Linked DNA regions of Homo sapiens: region 1 is linked to region 2. The links are chromatin loops, found by intact Hi-C in ENCODE. Cell type or tissue: endothelial cell of umbilical vein. All regions are shown on one strand. Each heading gives the region's core, and the rest is flanking DNA. Links, peaks and the distances in the headings are about the cores only.

The links. A loop is a pair of places that touch in the nucleus more often than their neighbours do. Peaks named below come from ENCODE experiments on the same cell type or tissue, not always from the same donor. Only the 100,000 strongest peaks of a DNase experiment are listed, where the experiment ranks them.
Region 1: it touches region 2 in a loop (2.6-fold over the local background); 9 of 110 quality-filtered maps call a loop at or near these places.

What each region holds. Positions count from the first base shown.
Region 1 is chr1:59,130,593-59,135,978 of GRCh38, forward strand. HSD52 (a long non-coding RNA gene) reads right to left here. Exons shown (of 3, transcript NR_027120.1): 2 at 2,639-2,738; 3 at 1,344-2,154. Among named protein-coding and RNA genes, the nearest start is that of HSD52, 14 kb to the right of the region's middle. In endothelial cell of umbilical vein, for the core only: no CTCF peak of the experiment used is centred there; no DNase peak of the experiment used is centred there.
Region 2 is chr1:59,070,126-59,075,511 of GRCh38, forward strand. All of the region lies in intron 2 of LINC01358 (long intergenic non-protein coding RNA 1358), which reads left to right. Among named protein-coding and RNA genes, the nearest start is that of LINC01358, 52 kb to the left of the region's middle. In endothelial cell of umbilical vein, for the core only: a CTCF peak has its summit at 2,568; a DNase peak (open chromatin) is centred at 2,466; H3K27ac peaks cover 1,533 bases.

The sequences.
Region 1 (5,386 bases), core at 271-5,270, 61 kb after region 2:
GTCCTGAGGCCTGACTCCAACAATACCCCATGAAATTTTTCAACACAAGAATATGTGAGAAGAACAAAAGAATTTGTTAAGAATGGCTGAGCCAGCACTCTGGGATTAGAGCCTCAAGAAGTTTTCCTTTGCCGTTTACTGGGCATATCCATGTGTGACAATCACATGTACCATTCACTGAGGTTCTAGTGGCAACTTCTAGACCAAACACTTTAAACATGTATTAAGGGTCTTCCGCTTAGGTAGGGAAGGGAAGGGTCTTACATTTTCTAGTTTGGGGGCTTCTGGGGCTTTGCAGGGTTTTCTGTTATTTTTTTGGTTGTTGTGTACATTGCTGTTGTCTTTGCTTTGTGCCAGTCTGGCAGAGTATCTTCCATGTGAAATGACGTCTAGTTCTGCAACATTCTGATGGGGGATGTCACCTTCTCAATTCAGAGCCTTTTCTATTAAATACGGTCTATTGCCTTTGCATAAGAAGTCAATTTTATTTCATTTCAAATTCAAGGAGCACCTACTCTGTGCTAAACTTTGGGAATACAAAATTAGATTACACTAAGTCCCTATTTCAGGAAAGCCTCCAGTCTGGTGGAGCTGAAAGGGAAATATCATGGTCATATAATCAAGATGGAGTGATGCTTGGGATTCTCTGGGAAGATAGGACCAATTCCCTGCTTTCCAGTTGCTGTGATCTGAGTGTTTATGTTCTCCCCAAATCCATATGTTGAAATCCTGACCCCCAAGGTGATGGCATTAAGAGGTGGGGCATTTGGGAGGTGATTGTGTCCTGAGAGCACAGCCCTTGTGAATAGGATTAGTCCCTTATAAAAGAAATCTGGAAAGATTTCTCACTTCTTCCATTCTTGTGAGTTTACAGTGAGAAGATACCCATCAATGAGAAAGCCTTTACCAGACACCAAATCTACAGGCACCTTAATCTTGCACTTCCCAACCTACAGAACTATGAAAAAAAAAAGTTTGTTGTTTATAAGCCACCCCATTTATGGTATTTTGTTATAGTAGCCCAAACTGACTAAGATACTAGTGAGCAGGTAATAGAAACTCTATGTGCCTCAGTTTCTTCATTTGTAATACATAGAACATAATAACACAACTGATAAGGTTATTACGAGTACTAAATGAATTATCCAAATAAAGTACCCAGAGCATGTTGTGTAGTAAGTGATCAATGTGTTAGTTTTTAGTGTTATTATCACTGTTTTTCTTAAGTATTATTATTATTATTATTATACTACAAAAAGGGATCTCACTCAATCTAGAGGTTACTGGAGAAGGTGCTGGCAGGGTCAAGTTTTGAAGAGCAGAGAAAGTGGATTTAGCCTTGATTGAGAGATGAAATGTTTTATTTATTATTTTGAGGTGCACAGTGACAACAGGTTGGACATTTAACCTCCATGATCTCATATACAAATGACAATGCTCAGACAGAGAGGTCACATAACTTGTCCAAGGTTACACAACTAGTTAACTGTTGGTGTTAAGACTTGAATGTATAGTATTTTTATTTCCTCTATTTTATAGATAACAGTGAAGTGCAGAGAGGCATTGGGGATCAAAATTTAAATCCATGTTTCTCAAAGTCCTGAATCCATGTTCTTCCCACTACCCTAAGCTTCCCACCTAGTGGAATATATTCATCTTGTTTCTTTCAGATGTTGCAACAAGACATTAGGCTTCTTTACGATTTGGTTTTCTTATTTCTAAATCGCGCCTCTCTACACCTCTCCTCTGTGCAGACTGCCCCTGTTTCAGCCTCCAGGAGAGTCTGTGACAAGGAGTGGGCTCCCTCTGCAAGGTGCTTGGATTCCTCTGAAGAAAGAAAGCAAGGAAACATGAAGTATGGTGATGGTGGCATTTTCAAGGGCGGGTGATGAATGGAAACTTCCTGACATTTCAAGCGACAACATCTGAAAGGAAATGGAATTTTCCTGAAGCACAGGCAGGAGGTCCCCGTCACAAGCTATTGATTTGGTGTGCACATCTTGCATTTAATCTGGTGATTAATTTGGAGGGAGGCTGCATGCATGCTGTGCTTTCATTTAGTGAGTTTAAAAGCCCACAACTTCTGATTTATTTTGCTTCATTCATGAGGAGCTGTTTTATTGCAAAGGGTTGAATGACAGGTTTCCTGGCAGGCTGTAAAGACAGGTAAAATTTAAATAAGGAACATAAAATCTTTGAAGACACTCTATTTATCTTTTGTAACTTATTAATCACACCTATTGAAGGCTGGTTGACCCTCCGGGAATAGTTCAGCAAAGAAAAACTATTGAGCATGTTAAGCTTGCCAATCCCTTGCTTTTCTTTTTCTTCATTTAGAGATGAGAAAACTAAGGACCTAAAATAAGACTTTACTTGCTAAGTCATACCATGAGTTGGAACTGAAATTAACTCCTAGCTCTGCCCTGTGACTTCAAGACCACCAAAATACAAGAAGTATGTGTAGAGCTCGAAATATGTTCCTAAAATATTCAAAGTATTTTAATAATAAATTGAGAATTAACATAAGCACTCTCTAACTAACATCTTATCAATGGCTCCCCATTGCCTGAAGAACAAACTTTAAGAGCCAGCCTCCACTTACTTGGCAAGTTCCATTTCTTTTCCCCCTTGAACTCACCTCCGTCCATATGAAACGACTTTACCTTTTCCCAAGTAGAATATGGTCCTTCTTATTGCTGGGCTGTTGCAAATGCTGTCCACTTGCCTGGATGTTTTTCCTGGAAGGAAGTAAAGAAGGGAGAAAGGGAGGAAGGGAAGAGGGAAGGAAGGACCGAGAACATGGGTTTACAGCTCATTTTATTAGCAGGCATTGCCTCTTTGGGTTGGTGCTCATTCCAGCAATTCAAACTACCTCTGACCCACAAGAATTTTAATTTCTCTACTGTGACTTTATCATTTACCTGAGGTTCTCCCATTGTAATCTTTGGGTATGACATGGCTCCACTTATTCCAAGAAGTTACCATATTTCTCTTGGCTAAAGCTCCCCAACTCCTAAAAACCCAAGAAACTCTCTCTCTTTGATTCCTTAGTAGGTTGGAAAAAATCTCCCCCATCTATAGCACATGGATTCCAAGAAATCAAACCAAAACTATACTGAGAGGTTCTGAAGGGGGAAAATGTAGGTGGGCCTCATTATCTTGAAGGATGGCGCAAACTCAAACAGCAGGCATTTCCAAAAGGGGCTGGGGACACATGCAGAACATGATATAAAAATGTCAGATTATTAAAGAGTAGCTAGAGATAACAGGGTCAGGGTTAAGGGTGAGCATGGAAAACATGTCTTAGACTGTGTGTTGGCATCATGGAAAAGAAAATTCTAAGATAAAGAGTGGAGGAATGGGATATTGGAAGAATTGAAGAACAGGGCACTTTGTTCATTTAATAGCACATTTTATTGAGCACCTACTATGTAACAGGGCCTGCTCTGTGAGCTCAATATGCAGGAGGAAAGAAAATGTGATCAAAAGACAGCTTTTGATGGAATTCAGTCTCATGGAAATCTGGACTTCAACTTCAGTTCTGTCACTCATTACCTTTTTGACCTCACATTGTTTGTTTCAGTTTCCTCATTTGTACAATATGTGTACTCTTTTCTGTGTCTTGATGGCCTGCTATGCTGTTGTGCCAGGAGCCGTGCTAAACCCTGGACACACAACAGTGAACTAGACAGACACAGTACCTGTGCACCCCTACCCTCACCCACCAGAAGCTTATTGAGTAAAGGCAGGGACTGACATGTTACCACAATAAAGCATTTGCTGTGGGAGGATCTAGCAGAGCTGAGATGGCATTTCACATACATGGGCTCTTAGGATTCAATTAGATAAATGATTTTAATGGGCCACCATGATTTCTACAAGAGCACAGGCTCTAGAACCAGACAGCATGAGTTCAAATTCCAACTTTGTTAGTAAATCCCAATTATTTACTAACTATATCATGTAAGGAAGTGTCTAAGTCTCTCTTTTTTCTCATCAGTAATAAGGGGATAATAAGAGTAATTAATTCATGTAGTTGTTAAAAAGATTAAATTAGTTAATATATGTAAAAAGTTTAAAATAATATCTGGCACAAAAGTACACAATTAATAATAATAATTATCTTTATCATTATGATTGACACAGACCCTGGCTCATAGTGGGTGCTCACAATTGCTAGTTCCTGTCCTCTGCTACATGGCTCTTCTTAAAATCCCATAGGCCTAGCAGAACAGTGGCCCATGTTTCATATTTCATCATATGTCAAAGGCCCAAATTGGTAACTACAGAAAGGATTGTTCTCAGTATCACTTATAATTTATTCCTGTCTGAGCAAGTTGCCTTGTTGAGCCTTTGAAGAGCACAAGGGTCTTCCCTGTAGGGTGGACTAGAGACTAAAGTAAGATTGTCAGGGAATTAGAGCCGCAGGAACAAGAGAACCTGGAAAAAAAAACTTGGGTCCCAGATGGATGACAGCTGGCTGTCTTCAAGGAGACCCTTGGAGGAAAAGGCCACATTTTGTCATTCAACCACAAGCATGGTATTTGGAGTCTTATACACTTGGGGTCACTGCTTGACTCCACACTTACAAAGCCATGTAGTCTTCTGGGTCATTTGAGAGTTGGGAAGGATCATGTCTATATCATATGATTGCTAGGAAGGTTATATGGAATGACTAGTTTTTAAATGCCTGGAAGTTAATAGAACTATTGTCCAGCCTTGTCATCAAATAATGATGCTGACATTATCCTTAGCACTGAGTGGTACTTATGGTACTGATGGTCAAACAAACTTCCTCCTCCAATGCTAGTAAGACTAGTATACCCTACAGAAAATAAGGTCTCAGAATTAGGGACCCAAACTCCATGAATACAGGAACTGGTGAGTCTTGTTTCTTGTTGTATCCCCCAGATGATCCTCAGCGTTCAGCAGTAATGCAATAAATGCTTCCTGAATGGATAAACTGTAAGAGGGACAGGCATAAAAACGTAGCATGTCTGGAAAGAGGCCAGCATGGTAATGGGACTCAAAACCACATTGCATAAGGCACATTGGTGGAAGTCGGGCCACACAACTAGCGATGGAAGACTGGGGCATTGAGGTCTTCCGAAAGACGGTTGTATCAGTCAGGGCTTAACCAGCAAAGCAGAATCATAGGAGAGATGGTTGGTTGATTGACTGATTGATTGGCTGATAGATGAATGAAAGGATGAATGATAGATAAATGCATAGATAATTAAATAAAATTAAATAACTTATCATTATTATTGTTTCAAGTATTATTAATTATCCTATGCAATTTGGGAAGCTGACTAAGCCACAGGGAAAACAATCAGGAAGGGAAGACGCACAGGGAAGAGAGAACAATTGCAAGTCCAGCTGCACT
Region 2 (5,386 bases), core at 159-5,158:
AAGACTTCATCAACGCTTATTCTTTTCTTTTCTTTTCTTTTTTTTTTTTTGAGACTGAGTTTCGCTCTTGTCACCCCAGCTGGAGTACAATGGTGCGATTACAGCTCACTGCAACCTCCACCTCCCGGGTTCAAGCGATTCCCCTGCCTCAGCCTCCGGAAGTACCTGGGATTACAGGTGCCCGCCACCACGCCCAGCTAATTTTTTGTATTTTTAGTTGAGATAGGGTTTCACTATGTTGGCCAGGCTGGTCTTGAACTCCTGATCTCAGGTGATCCACCCGCCTTGGCCTCCCAAAATGCTGGGATTACAGGCGTGAGCCACCACGCCCAGCCCATCAATGCTTATTCTTTGCCCATTACTATACAAGGCCTATAAGATGTGGTCCCTGCCCTTGAAGAACTTAAATATTCCCTAAAAGTAATATGAGGTACACAACCATTAATCTGGGGGCTAGATAAAAACCTACAAATTCCTTAACAAATAATTAAGGAGTAATGACTCTACACCAGACCCATGGTTTTATGAGACAAAAAAACTGACAGGATTTCTGCCTTCCTAAGGCTCAAAGTGCAATGGCTGAGATAGATATTTAGTAGTTACAAATAAAACACACAAGTGCATTAAATTGTATGTAAATATTTACAGTGTGCAGTAAGAAAAATGGCAGGGGAGTGTTTGCTTAGACTTTTAGATGATGCAATAAAATAGATAAAAATAGATATTTCAAAGCTCAAAAGTTAGAGAAGGGAAAACCCTACATTGCATCAATAAAGGTCCAGCCAAGAGGCAGAAATATCAGAGAATGGAAAAGGTATGTTTAGTCTCAGCTTTGAAAAATGAAGAGGAATTAGACTGAGAATTGGGGAAGAAGATTTTGTACCAAGGGAGCAGCAAGTCTAGAGTCCCTCAGGTGGCACAGAGCTCTGTGAATTTAAAGAACTCCATGAGGGCTGCTGTAGCCAGGATATAGCGATTGAGGGAAAGAGTGGTTTAGGCAAGGCTGGAGACATTGGAAACCAAACAAGGTCTTGCAAACCGATCAAGGAGTTTAAGTAGCTGCAAGTGCAGTAGGAATCCATTGTAGGTTTAGAAAGAGAAATGATTTACGATTAAGACAATCACTCTGGTTGCAGTAGGCATGGTTTATAGATTTAAGACTGAAATAAGGAAAACCAATTAAAAGCTTTTGCAGTACTCCAGGTCTTTGGATGCTAAATTTCAGATACTTTTCACAAACCACAACGTGTACTTCGAGATGCTGCAGCTAGAACACTGCAAACCACATTTCAGCTTGACTAGCTAGTTACCTGCTGAGCTCAGCCCATGGGGGCCACAGCAGGAGGCTGCACACCCGGAGGAGAGAAAGAAGCGATTGTTCCTTTCTGTTTGCTTCCTCCTTTCTGTTTACTTCCCGTTCCTATGTTCATAAGCAATGTCTCTTCACCATGGCAGCAGCAGTTGTTTCAGGAGCAATGGTTAAATCCAATTTGCAGTTTTTCTAACACTCACAGAAACAGCCTCATTGTGCCCCCTCAGTGACACTAACCAATCTGAGCCCCCTCCTCAGAGATCTGGGTCCCAGACCAATGAGACTTGTCCTTCAAACTCAGAAACACTATCATCAGCCGGGCAGTGTCCCTTCTCAGAATCTGAGTTTCATCTCTGCAGGGCCTTCTCTCCCATATTTCTAAGTTTTAATAATGCCAACCTCTTTCTTTGGTTGTCCCAGTCCCAGAGGCAGCCGCTTCCTGTAATTGTTGGCTCCATGATACCTTAGCATTCTCTTTTTGCCATTTTGGTTGTTGAGTTCCCAGGCAGCAATTCTCTATATTATATTCTCCATGTTAAAATAACTGGTATGGTTTCTCTCTCGGCTGGACCTTTACTGATGTAATGTAGGATTTTCCCTTCTCTAACTTTTGAGTTTTGAAATATCTATTTTTATTGTATCATCTAAACGTCTAACCAAATAAAAGGGCAGACCCAGCCATGGAATAAGTATAAGCTTTGTAATCAGAAAAACAGCAGAGCTACTTACTGGAAGTATGACTGTGGGTCTGACCCTTAACCTTTATAAGTCTTAGTTTCTGCATCTATAGAATAGGTGCAGTAAACCTCTACTTCAAATGGTCATTGTGATGGACTGGCACAGGCCAGGCACATATTAGGTAAACAATTTGTGGCAGCTATTATTATTAAAGTATCTCTCATAGAAAGTGTTTTATTTTAGATAATTTATTCAACAAATATTTTAGAACATGCCCTGTAAGTGTTTTCTTCCTGTTCTCTCCTGCCCCCCTGCAGGTGCCTCTGACTCATGACTTCCTCTCTCATAAGTGTTCCTCGAAGTTTCCTCCCTACACGTTTACTTGCCTCCATGTCGTCTCTCCAAAACCAGAATCTTCACAGGGTCAGGAAGAAAGCACTCAACACAATATCCAACATTTTGTATAGATCCAATCATCATTTGTTGACTAACCTCTGCTTGCTAACTGTTCACTACGGCTTTGTCTGGCTTCATACATCCTCTGAATGCCTTGGCCTCCCTTGGGATACCTCATGATGGGGCCAAAGCATCAGGACAAAAGAGCAGAGCAGAAAACATGCAAAGAAGACACTTCCCACCACACTCCACGGCTTCCTATTCTCAAGGCCAGTGGCACTTCAGCAAGCTGCTTCCCTTTAACTCTGTCCAGCTGGAGCCCTCTTCTCAGCCGCCCAGGGCTGGTAGCGAAGGCCCATTCGCAGTTGATTAAGGAGTAATTAGCAAGCCCAGTCAGGATCATTAGCATTTCTATGTTCCCACTTGTAAATAATAACTGGTTTGAGTGAGGTGATTAAAAAAAAAAGAACAGCTGGTGGGAGATTTTAGAAATTTACCTACAGGTCCAGCTGAAGTGCCCACTGGGAACCCTTGGGAGCCTCAGTAGTCCAAACACCAGACAGATGCCCTCTCCCTGCCCCAAAACTATCCTTAGAGGGAACAATTGCAGGGACATCTACACCCTCCCTATAGCACGAAAGTACAAATGTCTCCTCTCCTAGTAAGAGAGGGCATGGTCATAATAGAGAGGGGAAAAAAAAAAAAGAAAAGAAAAGAAAAGAAAGAAAAAACCCAGATTTTGGAGTTAGGCAGACATGACTTGAAAACTCAGCTTCTACACTTACTAGTTTGGTGACCTTGGGCAAGTATCAGCTTCTTTATCAGAAACATACTCTTTGTCCTTATGGATGGAGTCTTTCTTTCTTTCTTTTTTGTAAACAAATCAAGACGGTATTCAACAGTAAACAGATGAGTAGTTTGTTCAAGGAAAAGACAGGAGAGATGAGCAGGTGGAGCCCATGGAATCTTTAGGGCAGTAACACAGTAATCTATATGATACTGTAATGGCCAATACACAACATCATGCATTTGTCAAAACCCATAGAATATATCCAAAAGAGAGTAAATCATTTTACCAAAAAGACACATGTATGTTTATCACAGCACTATTCACAATAGCAAAGATATAGAATCAACCCAGGTACCTACCAATGGTGAATTGGATAAAGAAAATATGGTACATGTATACCATGGAATACCACACAGTCACCAGAAAAAAGAATGAAATAATGTCCTTTGCAGCAATATGGATGTAGCTGGAGGCCATTATCCTAAGTGAATTAACACTGGAACAGAAAACCAAATATCGCATGTTCTCACTTATAAGTGGGAGCTAAATATTGGGTCCTCATAAAGAAGGCAACAATGAGGCTGGGCACGGTGGCTCACGCCTGTAATCCCAGCACTTTGGGAGGCCGAGGCAGGGGGATCACGAGGTCAGGAGATCGAGACCATCCTGGCTAACACGGTGAAACCCCGTATCCACTAAAAATACAAAAAATTAGCCGGGCGTGGTGGCGGGCACCTGTAGTCCCAGCTGGGAGGCTGAGACGGGAGAATGGCGTGAACCTGGGAGGCGGAGCTTGCAATGAGCCGAGATCGCGCCACTGCACTCGAGCTTGGGCGACAGAGCGAGACTCTGTCTAAAAAAAAAAAAAGAAGAAAAAAGAAGGCAACAATGGACACTGAGGACTACTAAAGAGGGGAGGCATGGAGCGGGGCAAGGACTCAATGTCTATTGAATCCTATGCTCACACCTGGGTGACGGGATCATATGTATCCCAAACCTCAGCATTATGCAATATACTCATTAAATATACCTGCTCAAGTACCCCCTGCATCTAAAATAAAAGTTGAAATATTTTTTTTAAAACAGAGAACAGATTGTGTAAGTCATTGTAGTTGAGGAAGAAAATATATTTATTTCAATTAAGAGATCTAGCCTTAAATTTTGCCTTTGCCAGTTGGCAGCCTTGTGACTTTGGACAAGTTAAATAACCCCCCTGAGCCTCAGCTTTCTCATTTGTAAAATTTAATTAGAAATACCCTCAATTATCTACTTTCACGGGGTTCTTACAAGCGTTAAGTTTTATAATGTACCTTAAATTTTAATAAATTGTAAAATTTACACCTCAAGAAAACCCACAAAAAGCCATAGGATGTACATCACAAAGAGTGAGCCTCAGTGTAAACTATGGACTTGACTTAGTAATAATGTAATATTGGTTCATCCATTGTAACAAACGTAGTACACTAATGCAAGATGTTTGTAATAGGGAAAACTAGGTGAAGGTAGAGAAGAGTATACAGGAACTTTGTACTTTCTGTTCAATTCCGCTGTACACCTAAACCAGTCTAGAAAAAAATCAAGTCTACTAGTGATTCTTTTTTTCAAGGAATACTTGACTATTCCTTACCCCAAATAGCCTAGCCCAATGCCTTTCAAACTTTAACGTACATGTTAGTCACCTGTACTGCAGGTGACTTTGTAGGTCTAGAGTGGTGCCTGAGATTCTTTCTGCCTTTCTAACAAGGAACGCCGCTGATCCATAACAACACTTGGAGCAGCAAGTCTCAAGACTGAAGCAGTAATTGTCTAAGTAAAGCGACTGGAAATGATGGGTACTCCACAAAGTGGGACACTTGCTAATAGGATTCCCTTCCCTACCATTGTTCAGTAACCTTAGGATCAAAAGAGGCCCTAACACTGGGCTCTGCGATTAGCTAAATGAATACCCCAAACGTCAGGGACTTTGCACTTAAAAGACAACTGGATCCATTTAGGAATAATTCCCAGATAAGACTCAAGTCACAGACAGTTGTGGTGGCTCATGCCTATAATCTCAGCACTTTGGGAGGCCGAGGTGGGTGGATCACAAGATCAGGAGTTCAAGACCAGCCTGACCAACATGGTGAAACCCCTGTCTCTATTAAACATACAAAAATTAGCCAGGCATGGTGGTGCTCACCTGTAATTCCAGCTACTCCAAAGGCTGAGGC